Regions from separate parts of the Homo sapiens genome. Here regions 1 and 3 are each linked to region 2. Evidence: read pairs that join two places in POLR2A ChIA-PET (ENCODE). Cell type or tissue: PC-9. All regions are shown on one strand.

The links. ChIA-PET counts read pairs that join two places held together with the same protein. Peaks named below come from ENCODE experiments on the same cell type or tissue, not always from the same donor. Only the 100,000 strongest peaks of a DNase experiment are listed, where the experiment ranks them.
Region 1: POLR2A ChIA-PET joins it to region 2 with 6 read pairs; 1 of 35 experiments calls an interaction of 5 or more read pairs at or near these places.
Region 3: POLR2A ChIA-PET joins it to region 2 with 6 read pairs; 2 of 35 experiments call an interaction of 5 or more read pairs at or near these places.

Annotation. Positions count from the first base shown.
Region 1 is chr22:47,273,579-47,277,578 of GRCh38, forward strand. No RefSeq gene overlaps it. Among named protein-coding and RNA genes, the nearest start is that of LINC01644, 210 kb to the right of the region's middle. In PC-9, CTCF peaks have their summits at 2,327 and 2,528; a DNase peak (open chromatin) is centred at 2,283; H3K27me3 peaks cover 2,896 bases.
Region 2 is chr22:46,933,090-46,937,089 of GRCh38, forward strand. The region is part of intron 8 of TBC1D22A (TBC1 domain family member 22A); the gene reads left to right. Among named protein-coding and RNA genes, the nearest start is that of TBC1D22A-AS1, 19 kb to the left of the region's middle. RefSeq lists enhancers at 437-486, 497-666, 1,200-2,399, 2,766-3,331. In PC-9, no CTCF peak of the experiment used is centred here; a DNase peak (open chromatin) is centred at 2,002; H3K27ac peaks cover 424 bases.
Region 3 is chr22:46,982,973-46,986,972 of GRCh38, forward strand. All of the region lies in intron 9 of TBC1D22A (TBC1 domain family member 22A), which reads left to right. Among named protein-coding and RNA genes, the nearest start is that of TBC1D22A-AS1, 69 kb to the left of the region's middle. RefSeq lists an enhancer at 7-507. In PC-9, no CTCF peak of the experiment used is centred here; a DNase peak (open chromatin) is centred at 2,439; H3K27ac peaks cover 838 bases.

The DNA of each region.
Region 1 (4,000 bases), 340 kb after region 2:
GAGAGCGCAGACTCTCAGCATGACTTGGAAAGAGGTCTTCCTAACAGCAAAATGGAAAAGATACGTAAATGATGGGCTGGGTGGGAGCTGCTGCACCCTGATACTGGCGGGAGGAACTTGGCAATGGCCCGGCTTTTCTCCCACCCAAGGGTTTTCTCCTCTCAAACCCTCTATCTCCAAAGCAGCATCTGCCTGAGACAGATGCTGGCACAGCCCACTCGCCTTGGCATTCTGGGTTCAAGGTCATACAGAAGGTCAGGTGGGGATGTACTTTCTGGGGTGTTTAGAACTTGTCAGGGGCCAGGCCTGGATTGGAGTGAGAGGGGCACCCAGGGGTTCCTTAATAACTGACTTTTGTGGTGTTTTTATAGTATCCAGTGCCCTAAAGTGCCCAGAGTAGGGGCCCTCCTCCTATAGAGGCAGGAGCCTGACTTGTCCCATCCTTCCTTTGCTTTTCTGGAGCCTCCAGGGATGCTCTGTTGTGCAGTAGTGAAGGCTCAAGGAACAAGCACAGAGGTGATGTGTAAGGAAGGGCAGTATCGTCCTTCAGATGAAGAGTTCCAGAGAAGACACAGCCAATGGCCTCTGAGCCACCGTCTGACTTCAGCTTCCCGAGGGTTCACGGGAGTCTCCCTTGGGGAAATCCGTGGGCAAGACCTGTTGGCGAAGCCAGGGCTCCCCACATTTGAGGCATCCATAAATGCCACAGGGTGGCCCTGTGCTTTGGTTTCTGGGATTCTAGACTACGTCATGGCAGAACCCCGCTGCAGAGTGTCTCATGTGCTCTCAGCTGGTCCTGCCAGCGGAAGATGGAGGGAAGGTTGGGGCTCTTTCTGTCTATGGCCAAGACAAGCCCTGGTCACAGCTGGGCAGTGTCGCCTGGGCACCATGTTCTTAGTTCAAAGGATGGTGTGGTGACCTGGAGCAGCGAGCGTGGTACAATCTATTAATATTCTAATATCCCAAGGTCTGTCTCTTGGGCCACACGCTCCCAGACTGGCCTTTGGCCGTCCATGGCTGGAGCACAGCTGTCAATCTTGGAGCTCCCCTCACCCCCTCCTGGGGCTCCTCCTCTTCCCTCCTGTGGGGTCATCTCACTCTAGGCCCTGCGCACCCCACAGCGGCTTCCTGCGTCTCATCTCTTCCCCTTTCTCCTTTCACACTTTTGTTTGGGCAGAGTCTCCCACCAGTATCTGCTTGAGGAATGACGTATGGAAGTTAAATTTTTGAGACCCTGTAGGTCTGAAACTCTCATTATTTTACTCTCATACTTGATTGTCAGTTTTCCCTAGCTGGGAATTATCTTCCCTGAGAATCTGGAAGGCTTTGCTTCGCCACGTTCTAGATTTCAGGGTTGTTGCTGAGATGGCTGAATCTGTTTTGCTTTCTGGTTCTTGTATGTGACCTGTTTTCTTCCCCCCTTTCTTTGCCCCATGTGGTAGGCTATAGAGACTTCTCGTGTCCTGGGCTCTGAAACGGTGAAGTGTCCTGGTGTGAGTTTGTTTTCTTCTGTGGTGTTTGGTACCTGAAGGCCTTTTCAGTTTGTCAATGGGTCATCTTCCTTCTTGGGGAATGTTGGTGCCTTTTTAATGATTTCTGTTCCTCCATTTTCTTTGGAACGCTTGGTTTTGTTTCCTGGATGCAATATCTTCTTTCTCTGAGAATATTAAAGATGTTTCTGGAAGTTATCTTCTCCTTCAGTCTTTGCTTCCTCCCGCTGAGCTTTGCTGTGTGTGTCTCAGGGTTTAATTTGTCTGTGTTCCGTGCTGGAGGCAGATGTCTCTTGATCCTTGGAGCTCAGCTGAGCATTAGGAATGGGGGTCTAAGAAGCTGATTGGAAGCTCTGAGCTTGGGTGTGGCTGGTCAACACTGACTCATTGTAGGGCCATCTAGGTAGACCAAGTTTCGGGGGACCCCAGCTGTCAGGAGTTTGGGACTTTCCCCTTGCACTAGTTACAGCTCCAGGGTGGTTCTTCCAGCCTCCTTTCTGTAGGGAGCAGGGCTGGCTACCGCCTGAGTGGTGTGGGGGGATTTCTGCATGCAGAACCCACTCCTGCTTTCCCAGAACCCGCGCCATCCATGTTCGGGGGTGCCCAATCCAGAATCTGTTTACCTGCTTCAGAGAGCAAGCCTCCAGTCTCCACCAGGACAGACGTGAGGCAGTCCCCCAGCCCCAGAGGTGAGGAGAGGATCCAGCTTTTACAGCTTCTGTCTCAACTGTCACCCAGTTCCGGGAGTGCCCGGTCCTCTCAGTTACCAGCCCTCTGGCCAGTTCTCAGATTTCAAGCTGCAGATTTGGGGTTTGGCTTCCTCAGTCCTGCCAAGCCACCTACTGTGCAGTGACTGCTTTGCAGCTTCCAGCATTTTGTTGTGGCGCCTTTGAGCCTGTTCTCCTGTATCTTAAAACCTCTCTCCACTGCTGTTTTGGTGGAGCCTTGGGGCTTTGGGAATGAGGGAAGTGTTTTCTTGGCTTTCTAAATTGGAATTGCCAAGAGTCCACTTCCTCACTGAGATAGCTGAGGAGGGGAGGCAGGCCCAGGGCTTCTGGTGCCCGATGCCGTTGTGACCTGGAGAGGGCCTGTTGGAAAAGAAAGAGTGAAGTCAAGAGGTGGTGATGGGAGGCAGATTTCTGACAAACTGCTGAATTCAGCCATTCCTCAAGCCAACCACACCCTCAGTGCCCAGAAATGTGAGCCAGCACATCCCATTTCTGTTGTTTTTGTTTGTCTAGTCTCGTTTTATTTGGAATTCTGCCATGTGCAGTGGAAGGAGCTCTCGCCAGTCCTTGTTGTAACTTTAAGTTTTCTCTAAAGTTTATCTTCCGGGTCTGCCATGTCCTCCCTCCACATGAGTGCAATTCACACAGGACCTTCTCTGAGACACCTTCTCTGGCCAGCCCACTACACCAGCACCCTCTGCTCCTTCTGCCTTCTGACCGGGCTGGTTTTTCTGGCTTCCCCCACTGGGCCAGGACCCCTCCAGAGACACTCGTGAAACTGTATGTCGCCTGCATTCAGAGAACTGCACATGGTATGATAAGATGGTAGAGAAGGGCTCAGGTAACTACAGCCGGTGGGCCCGTGGTCTGTTTTTTTTCAATAAAGCTTTATTGGAACTCAGCCACGTTCATTTGATTAGATATTGTTGATGCTACCTTCACTCTACCATGGCAGGTTTAAGTAGTTACGACAGAGTGTGAAGTGTTTACTACCTGGGTCTCGACGGAACAAGTGCCTGAGAATCTGACAACGCAGCAGAGGTGTGTTCACACCTGGGCATTGTCGCCTACTCGTTGTGTGACGTTGGGCAGGAATTTAGCCTCTCTGAGCTACAGTCTGCTTATTTTCAAGCGGGTACCCACCTCATGGGTTGTTGAGATTCAGTGCAGTAACAGATTATGCTAAGCCGGACGCCTTGAGGCCCTGAGCCCAAGGGGCTGGCCTCTGAACCCAGTGTTAGTGAAGTTCTCCTCAGCCGTGTCCACCTGGTGTCCTCAGCATCTGTGACCTGGTCCCCGAGTGAGTCAGTGGGGTGAGCAGCAGGCCAGGGCTCCCCTGTTCCCTGCTGCCGGGGTCCAGGTGCCAGAGGGGATGAGACCCAAATCTTCTCCCTGCTGCACACAGGCGGGCTTCCCCGGGCTGCGAGAGTGGGACGGGTGCCAAGTCTCCTCCTTTGCCTGTTCGTACCCTCAGCACCTCTCCCCTCGGTGACAGCTGACCAGGTGCAAACCTGCGTGGGGCCATCACCGAGCAGGGTCACACTCACAGTGGGTGCTGAGTGGCACCCAGGAACTCAAGACGGCCGCTGAACACATGGTGAGAACCACAAATTTGCAGGCTTAGACTCCCCCGGTTACACTGTCTCTCCATGTTCTGGAACATCCTGAGCTCTGTGACTCCCCCTCCCTGCCCACTGGGAGAACAACCTCTCTGTGGGCCTCTGTGAGAGAGAATGGACATTCTAGAAGAGCAGGCAGGGGTCTCCTGCCAGTGGCTGGGTC
Region 2 (4,000 bases):
TCTTCTGCTACTTGCATTTCCTCCCTCTGGAAATTTTACATTTTCTGCCTAGCACCCATCTGCCTTCCATTCCTATCTTTGAGCTGTTAGGATCCATCAGCAGTTCTAGCAGGTGGCATTCTTCTCAGGACCACTTTCTCCAAATAAACAAAAGTTAATCATGATCACAACCACAGCGTGTGCTCTGAGCAGAGGGCAGAGGACAGTCAAGGTGAGGTGCAGGTCCTGGGCCTCAGGTGGGCCTTCCCATTAGGTAAGCAGTGTCTTCCGATCCTCAGTAGAAGGAGAGGTTTCTCCAGGTCCAGGATTTTCAGCATGGCTTGGAATTAGTCGAAGCCATGGAGATGAATTGAGGTGTGTGAAAGTTCTGCTCTTGGACAGGGCTTTCTCTTGGCCAACCCAGTGGGAGGGAAACGAGGCAGTCTCTGATGGGGTGAGAGGAAGTTCTTCTTCCTCTCCTGAGTCTCTGCCCTCTCTGGCCTCTTCCACACAGGGATGCTATTTAATTCTGAGGACAGAGACAGGGAGAGACCACTGGGGGGGGGTTGGCCCCCTGTGCCAGGGTGGCACTGGCCGGCAGCCTCTGCACTCAGATGCGTGTGTTCTCTCTCTGCACTGCCCGGGGCGGGTGTTGACTGCAGCCACGTGGCCCCTGAGCACGGGAAATGTGACCAGCACCACTGAAGGTTCAGTTCTGTTTCATTTTCATTTATTTCAAATTAAGTAGCCACACGTGGCTTGGTTCTGGTCTTGGGAAACACAGCTTTAGTGTGAGAGGAAGCAGAGGTGGGGACAGGGGTGTGGGGATGAGCCAGGCTGAGTTGAGGCTGTGTGGCCAGGTGGTCTCCAGCGTTTAGCCTTTTCACACTTGAGAAAGCTGGACTCCCACTTTGTGGGGTGTGGGAGTTTATATTTGATATGTGCCTTTTAATATTTTCTTTTTTCTATTTGCTTTTCTTGCCATCTTTATCTTCTCGAAAGGAAAAACAAAATGGCACAGGCAAGGCTTTTTGACCCAGTGAATGGGTGAGTTTGCAGACTTTTTATTTCTCATGATCCAAGTAAGGATTTGTAGTTTTCATGATCAAAATTAAATTTTCTCTTTGCAGATAACTAAGGAATCTACTTTACCTTGAAATTTTAAGTACCAGGGAAAAAGGACATGAGAGTTATGTGTTTATCAAAAGTGGAGACACTCAAGTGCGTAGCAGAAGGCACTGGGCTTTGGAGTCCTGGAAACCTCGGTTACATTCTCAGCCTTCGTGCTCTGGGGTGTGTGGTACGCGTGGGCACGCACCCTTTCTCAGTGCCGTAAACTCGGGCCAGTGGGAGTAGTGAGTATCTTGGAGGGTTGTTAGGAAAGTTAAAGACTCCAGTGTGCAGTTGGCTGTCAGCAAATTGCAGCTCCTTTCACTTGCCAGAGAGAGCAGGAGTCTCTCACCATCCCCCAAATCGTCTATACTACTCTTGGGGAAGACTCTTCTTTTTTAGGACTCACTTCATAAGACGGCAAGGACTCTGCCATTGCAGTCCCTTGGCAGTAGTGATGGAGTCCTGAGGGTGAGGCGCGTCCATGCTCTAGCCCGGGGACACGTCACCCACTTCCAGGAAGGGTCTGCTCTAAGTCTGTCTCCTCTCTGGTTCAGTGCAGGGCAATGCGTGCCGCCCCCGCTCAGCGTTGCCTCGAGTGTTGGTGTTACGCTGCTGGAGAGGGAGCAGCTCATGTGAAATATGGTCTGCCCACCCTTCGCCTGTCCAGGGGCCCTCCCTGGGCTCAGGGGCCATCAGCGTGTGGTGGCCACAGCGTTTTCACAAGGCCAGCTTGCCTGGTGAAGGGAGAGGGTGGGGAGGGGAGGTGAGTCTCCTTTAGAAAGCTGTTTGATATCATGGTTAGAGGTTTGGTGGTTTCAGTTAACTTGATTTTCTGTTCAATAGGGGCCTGGGTGTGCTGGGCTTCCTCTGAGTGTCTCATCATGCAGGTTTTCAGGGTGAGTCATCTGTGTGTCAGGCACAGCTGGTCACTGATATGACTCCCCAAGCAATGAAGGCATCAGTAGGTTTCGAAAGTGGCCTTAAGAAGGTACAAGTAATATTACCTCTGATGTCAGCCAAGCAGAGTAGAGTCCAACATTAGCACCTTCTCTCCTGTAGCTCACATTCAGAGGGCTGGGACGAAGCCCCTGTATTTCAGCAAATTAGAAACTTTGGTTGAACATTCAGGACTCTAAGTGATATCCTGGAGTACATGAGAAAAAATGGGAATTCTTGTTAAAAAGTGAGTCAAAAAAATTATAATCCTGAAGTTGCCTCTGGGTTACTGAGTTCGCACAGTGAATTCAGATGCACCCCCACTCCCCCGCAGCCCCTGTCACAAGGGCCGTATGGGCAGTTTGAAAATACAGTTAGAAACCATGAAGCTTCAGAAAGTTCTTGGAAAATGACCAGTCATTAAATGGATTCAAAGCTCGAAGTTTGGGTGACATTTCTCCCTGTGATTCCGTCTCGCCCCCCTCCTTTCCGAGTCTAGGAGTCTTGCAGCGGTCACTTCCCCAGGCGGCTCTGCTGCTGTGCTATGGGCCGTCTGTGGGCTGGAACCAGTTAGACTTCCTCCCTGTCCTTCTATCCCATTCTCTTCCTCAAAGATGCCCGTGTCTCTGTAGCCTTTGCTGTCGCGCTGTCTCCTGGGCCCTCCTCTGAACTCTGAACCCATGTCTCTGTAGCCTTTGCTGTTGTGCTGTCTCCTGGCCCCTCCTCTGAACTCTGACCCCGTGTCTCTGTAGCCTTTGCTGTCGCGCTGTCTCCTGGCCCCTCCTCTGAACTCTGAACCCATGACTCTGTAGCCTTTGCTGTTGTGCTGTCTCCTGGCCCCTCCTCTGAACTCTGAAGCGCTGTGCTTATGCAACTGTTTGCTGTCACTTGATCACTGTCAGCATTGGATTATTCTGTCCTCATCAGCTTTTGAGTTAATGCCAGGCTCTGAGTGCCTCATCCTCAGCACTGTTCCACCTTAGTGGAGAATTTATTAGGTGCCAGAGGGTGCCGGGCATGTGCTGGTCACCTTGACACTCATGGTTCTTTCCTTGAGTTGTCCCCTCACCTGTGATGGCTGTAGGGACTTGTTGCCTTTGCGCTGTGATTGGGTGAGGCCTGGGAGCCTCAGTGTGGTGGGTCCTCCTGGGGCCAGGCTCCTCGCGGTTCTGCACGCCCTCTTCCTGGGGCCAGGCTCCTCGCAGTTCTGCACGCCCTCGTCCTGGGGCCAGGCTCCTCGTGGTTCTGCATGCCCTCGTGGCTCCCCGCACAGCCTCCCTGCTGGGGAGCTTTCAGGATTCCTCCAGAAGCAACTCAGAATATACAGGCAGTGCCCCAAACAGTACATAGCACATCTCTTTAATGAACTGTGCCCGCTGGGGCCTGGGGCCAGGGCCGGCATTCCCATCCTCCTTTGATGATCTCCATTACCAAACAATTTTGGCGGACAGCCTGACAAGCGGAGCGTGAGACAGACTCATGGTAATTATGGATCTTTCTGTCGGATTCTGGACAAGGGCTGTCAGTTAACCGCTCAGGCTCTGCAATGGAGCCCTGAACAAAAGAATCAGGTGTGAACGGGAGCCTCACTCTGCGAGGACACACAGCCCAGTAGGGCAGAAAGTTATTCTTGAGTATTTACCAGGCTGGCAAGGAGCAGTATTTACCCTGCTCTTCGTAAGCCACACTGACCTAGTCTGCAGCAGTTTTAAAGTTTTTAACTCAAAGTAAAAACAAAACTACTCACCAAAAAGCAAACTCACAAAAATAAACGAATGAGACTAGTCTTGGGGACTGAAAATTGTTTCAAAATCTCTAAGTGTACAGCTGTTCTTGAGATTAATGTTTTCAGCTGACAGTCATCATGCTTGGCTTTTTTGTGGGGGGCAGTGACAGATAGGGTTCTTCTGTGGTCTCCTGAGGAGGGCCGCAGGGATTTGCATTCCGGCACAGGTATGCTCTGCGCTTTGCT
Region 3 (4,000 bases), 50 kb after region 2:
CCTGGGAAGAACCTTTGTGGCACCGCAGTAAGAAGCATTATGTAGGAATGCTGCACTTGTAGTCATCGGGTCTGGGCTCAACATTTTCCACCTGCGTGACCGTGTTAGTGACTCCAGTTGGATGGGTTCATCTTGAGAGTGAATGAGGTTGTGAGACAAGTCCTGTATTTTGTGGTGCAATGGGTGGCTTGGATCTGGCACGGCAGACCATCTGGTCAGAGGTTTCCACAGTGCAGGAGGGTGCCCAGGCTGGCTTGTGGGCAGACAGCTGTGAGGTGGGGCAGGGGTGGGTTTCCCTCAAGGTGGGACACCACTAAGTGCAGGAGTGATGACCTTGAGCCTCCCATTTAAGCGTCATGGGGACTAATCCTCAATGTTGAGGACAGAATTTCTGTGTTTTCTTCCTGAGTTGTGTGGTAGCTTTGATTGTAAGTACTTTTAAAAATTCAGATAAGTTTAATTTGGAGAAATAATTTCTTTCTTGTCTTTATTTTTCACTTTCTTTCCTGATTGGGCTTTCTGCCCATTTGCCTGAGTTTCACTCTGTGTGTGTCTTGTTCTCTGGGTGATGTGAGTTGGGTGGGTGTGCACAGGTTGACCGTGTGTGGGTTTCCGGGGTTCTGGCTTTCTGGAGTAACCTGGGATGTGAGGTTGGAGGGAGGGTCCTTTGTGGCTCCCCCAACCAGCTGGCAGAGTAGCTGGTGCCAGAATGAGAAGACCAGGTTTTTTTTTTTTTTATATTTTATTTTTTTTCTACCAAGTGCACTATGAAGGTTCCAGCCAGATACTTAATTAAAAAAAAAATAATTTGGTGGGCTGTTTCTTTCAGTGGTTTCATGGATGTGTCCTTTTAATGCTATTTGGTATTAGTAGCTATGTTTCGGGGATGATTTTTAGTGTAGATCACAGAAACACACCTGGGCCGATTCCAGCTGAGGGAACACTTCTTTAAGAAGGATTGCTTTAACACAGCATGTTGGCTTCGGGGCCTGAAGATAACTGGCTTTGAGTGTGTGCTTTCTGGGCAGTGGAAGCTGCTGACCTAGTGCTATTTCAGCCCCTCCCTCTCTCTGGGGGTTTAAACTTGGTATCCAGTGAGAAGTTCCAGGCTGGGCTGGGCACGGTGGCTCATGCCTGTAATCCCAGCACTTTGGGAGGCCGAAGTGGGTGGATCACCTGAGGTCAGGAGTTCAAGACCAGCCTGGCCAACATGGTAAAACCCTGTCTCTATTAAAAATACAAAAATTAGCCGGGCATGGTGGCGCGCGCCTGTAATCCCATCTACTTGGGAGGCTGAGGCAGGAGAATTGCTTGAACCTGGGAGACAGAGGTTGCAGTGAGCCGAGATCGAGCCACTGCCCTCCAGCCGGGGCGACAGAACCAGACTCCATCTCAAAAAAAAAAAAAAAAAAAAAAAAAAAAAAAAAAAAAAAAGAGAAGTTCCAGGCTGGATGAGGCCCTCTCAGGCTTTTAGGGGATTATTCTTGCACTTTTGCCAGTCTTTTCATTTCACTAACAGCACTCATGCCAAGGTTGTCGGTTCGCTATTACTTCTTGAATTACAGCTTCCATATTTGCCTACCCTGAAGTCATACTGCTACTCTTAGGTTCACTACTGAACAGGACAATTTCTTTGAGTAGAAAAGAACCATTGCCTTTTATAATTAGTCATTTACATTTCCTTTCCTTGGGGAAGAATTATTGAATTCCAAGAACTGTTTGGTGGCATGGAGGTAATAGGAATATTGGGGAAAGTGACTAAATTATCTCAGAACTTGTCAGAGAAAAGGCCAGAAACGCAGTGGCGTCATGACTCCTTTAGAGAAAGGTCAGGAAACGGCCAGGCCCATGACTCGGGGTGGAGTGGACTCTGCCTGTGAGCAGGTATTGCCCTTCAGGTGGGGCTGGCGTGAGTTGACCATTGATGTTAATACCAGGGAGGCGACAGGGTAGTTGGGGGAAGCCCTGTCCTGCACACTAAGCTGGGGAGATGTGTGGCTTCTTACAGTGCTTGCTCCCAGAGGGGGCCAGCCAAAGGCAGTTGAGGGGGGAGCCTCCGCCATGAGTTCAGGAGCCTCTGCCATGAGCTCAGGCAGCTGGAACTTAGAATGGACTAAGCCCCGGGGATGTTGTTATCTGAAAGAGAATAACAAAGGAAGGACTGGTCTGATGCCCAGGAAGTTGGCAGAGAGAAAGCGCACTCCAGCTGAGCTCTGATTTGGCATTTGTTGTATACGTCAAGAAGCAGAGTCTTCACCTGGACGGGGCAGTGGAGCGCTTGGTGGAGGCCTGGGGTGGGGGAATGAATGCCTGGAGCGCCGAGTCCGTTTAGATGTGTCAAATCCACACCTGCCCCAGATGCCGGCTCAACTGTGCCCCTGTGGGGAAGAATCTCAGATACATGATTTCAGAGCCCCAGTCAATAAAATTGAGGACTCCTGCCAAGATTTTAGAAAGGTTTATTAAACAGAAAAGAATGTGTTAGTCACTGGGCTCTGACAGAAGGTTCATTAAGAATGAATCATTGAGCAGCAAGCAATTTAAAAATGAAAATTAAAAAATTCAATTTACAGTAGCTTTGAAAACCCTAAGAATCCGTGTCGTTGCCTGAATGAATAGTTGATTCCTTTTAATTACTAAGTAATACTCCACCGTGTGAATCTATCACAGTTTATCCATCCTCCTGTTGGTGGCAGCCGAGGCTGTTTCTGGTCTTGGGCTGTTGTGAATAACATTTCTGTGAACACTCATGTCCACATCTTCTTCTAGTGGCCTGTTAAGTTCTGGCTGTTCCACGTCAGAATGCGATTTCTCCAACACTGCGTTCCCCACAGGGTCTTCATTTATTCCGATTCTGATAGCAATCCTTTGTCAAGACAGATATTTTGAGAATGTTTGCTTCTGTGGCTTGTCACTTCATTTCATTAACAATGTCTTCTATGAGCCAACAGTTTCAACTTTGATAAAATCGAATTTATCATTTTTTTTCTTTTGTGGTAATAGTTTTCTGTGTCCTGCCTACCTCCACAATGCCAACATATACCCATGTTATGATTGATAATTTTAGTTTTTTGGTTTTAGGTCTACAACCTAGCTTGACTTAATTTCTGTATATGGTGTAAGGAAGATGTCAGGCTTCATTTTTTCCTCTACAGATATCCTGGTGAACATAATGCCATTTGTTGAAAACAGTTTTGTCCTATTTCACTTTTGCTGAAAATTAGATGATTGTATAGGTGTGTGTCTGTTTCGGGACACACTGTTTTGTCCCATTGACGTACAAATGGATCTTAATCCAGTTCACACTGTCTTCATTACTGCAGATTTTCATGGGTTGGGTAAGGCCAGTCCTCTTTGTTCTTTTAAAAAATTAAGTATTTTTGGTCCTTTGCATTTTTATATAAAGTTTGCTTTTGCCACTTCCTACAAAAAAAAAAAAAGCCTGTTGAGATTTTGAATGAGAATATGTGGAATTGTATGTCAGTTTCCCTCATACTGACAATATTAGCAATATTGAGTCTTCTTACCCGTGAGCGTAGTGTATTTCTTAATTTATTTAGATATTCTTTAATTTATCCTCACAAACATTTTGCAGTTTTTGGTATAGGGTTTTGCTCATACTTTGTCAAATTTGTTTCTGAATATTTTGTTTTTTTCTGACGTTCCTTCAAATGGCATAGCTTTGTTGGTATTTTTTGCTACTGATTTGTAGTAAATCAATTTTGGATTGATATGCTAGGGGTATATACAAATACAGTTGATTTTTGCAAGCGGACAGCTTTCCAGGGACTGCTGTAGCATAACAAATGACTCCCAAACCCTCTGACTGGAGGCAGCCATGCCTTTGTGCTCTCGGGCTCTGTGGGTCAGGATCTCTGTCAGGGCATGGTGTGGACGGCTGATTTGCGCACCATGATGTCTGGAATCTCAGGTGGTGGCTGGAAGCATCTAGACTCCCGTTCATTTAAGAGCCTGGCGCCCTGGGCCTACGTGACTCTAA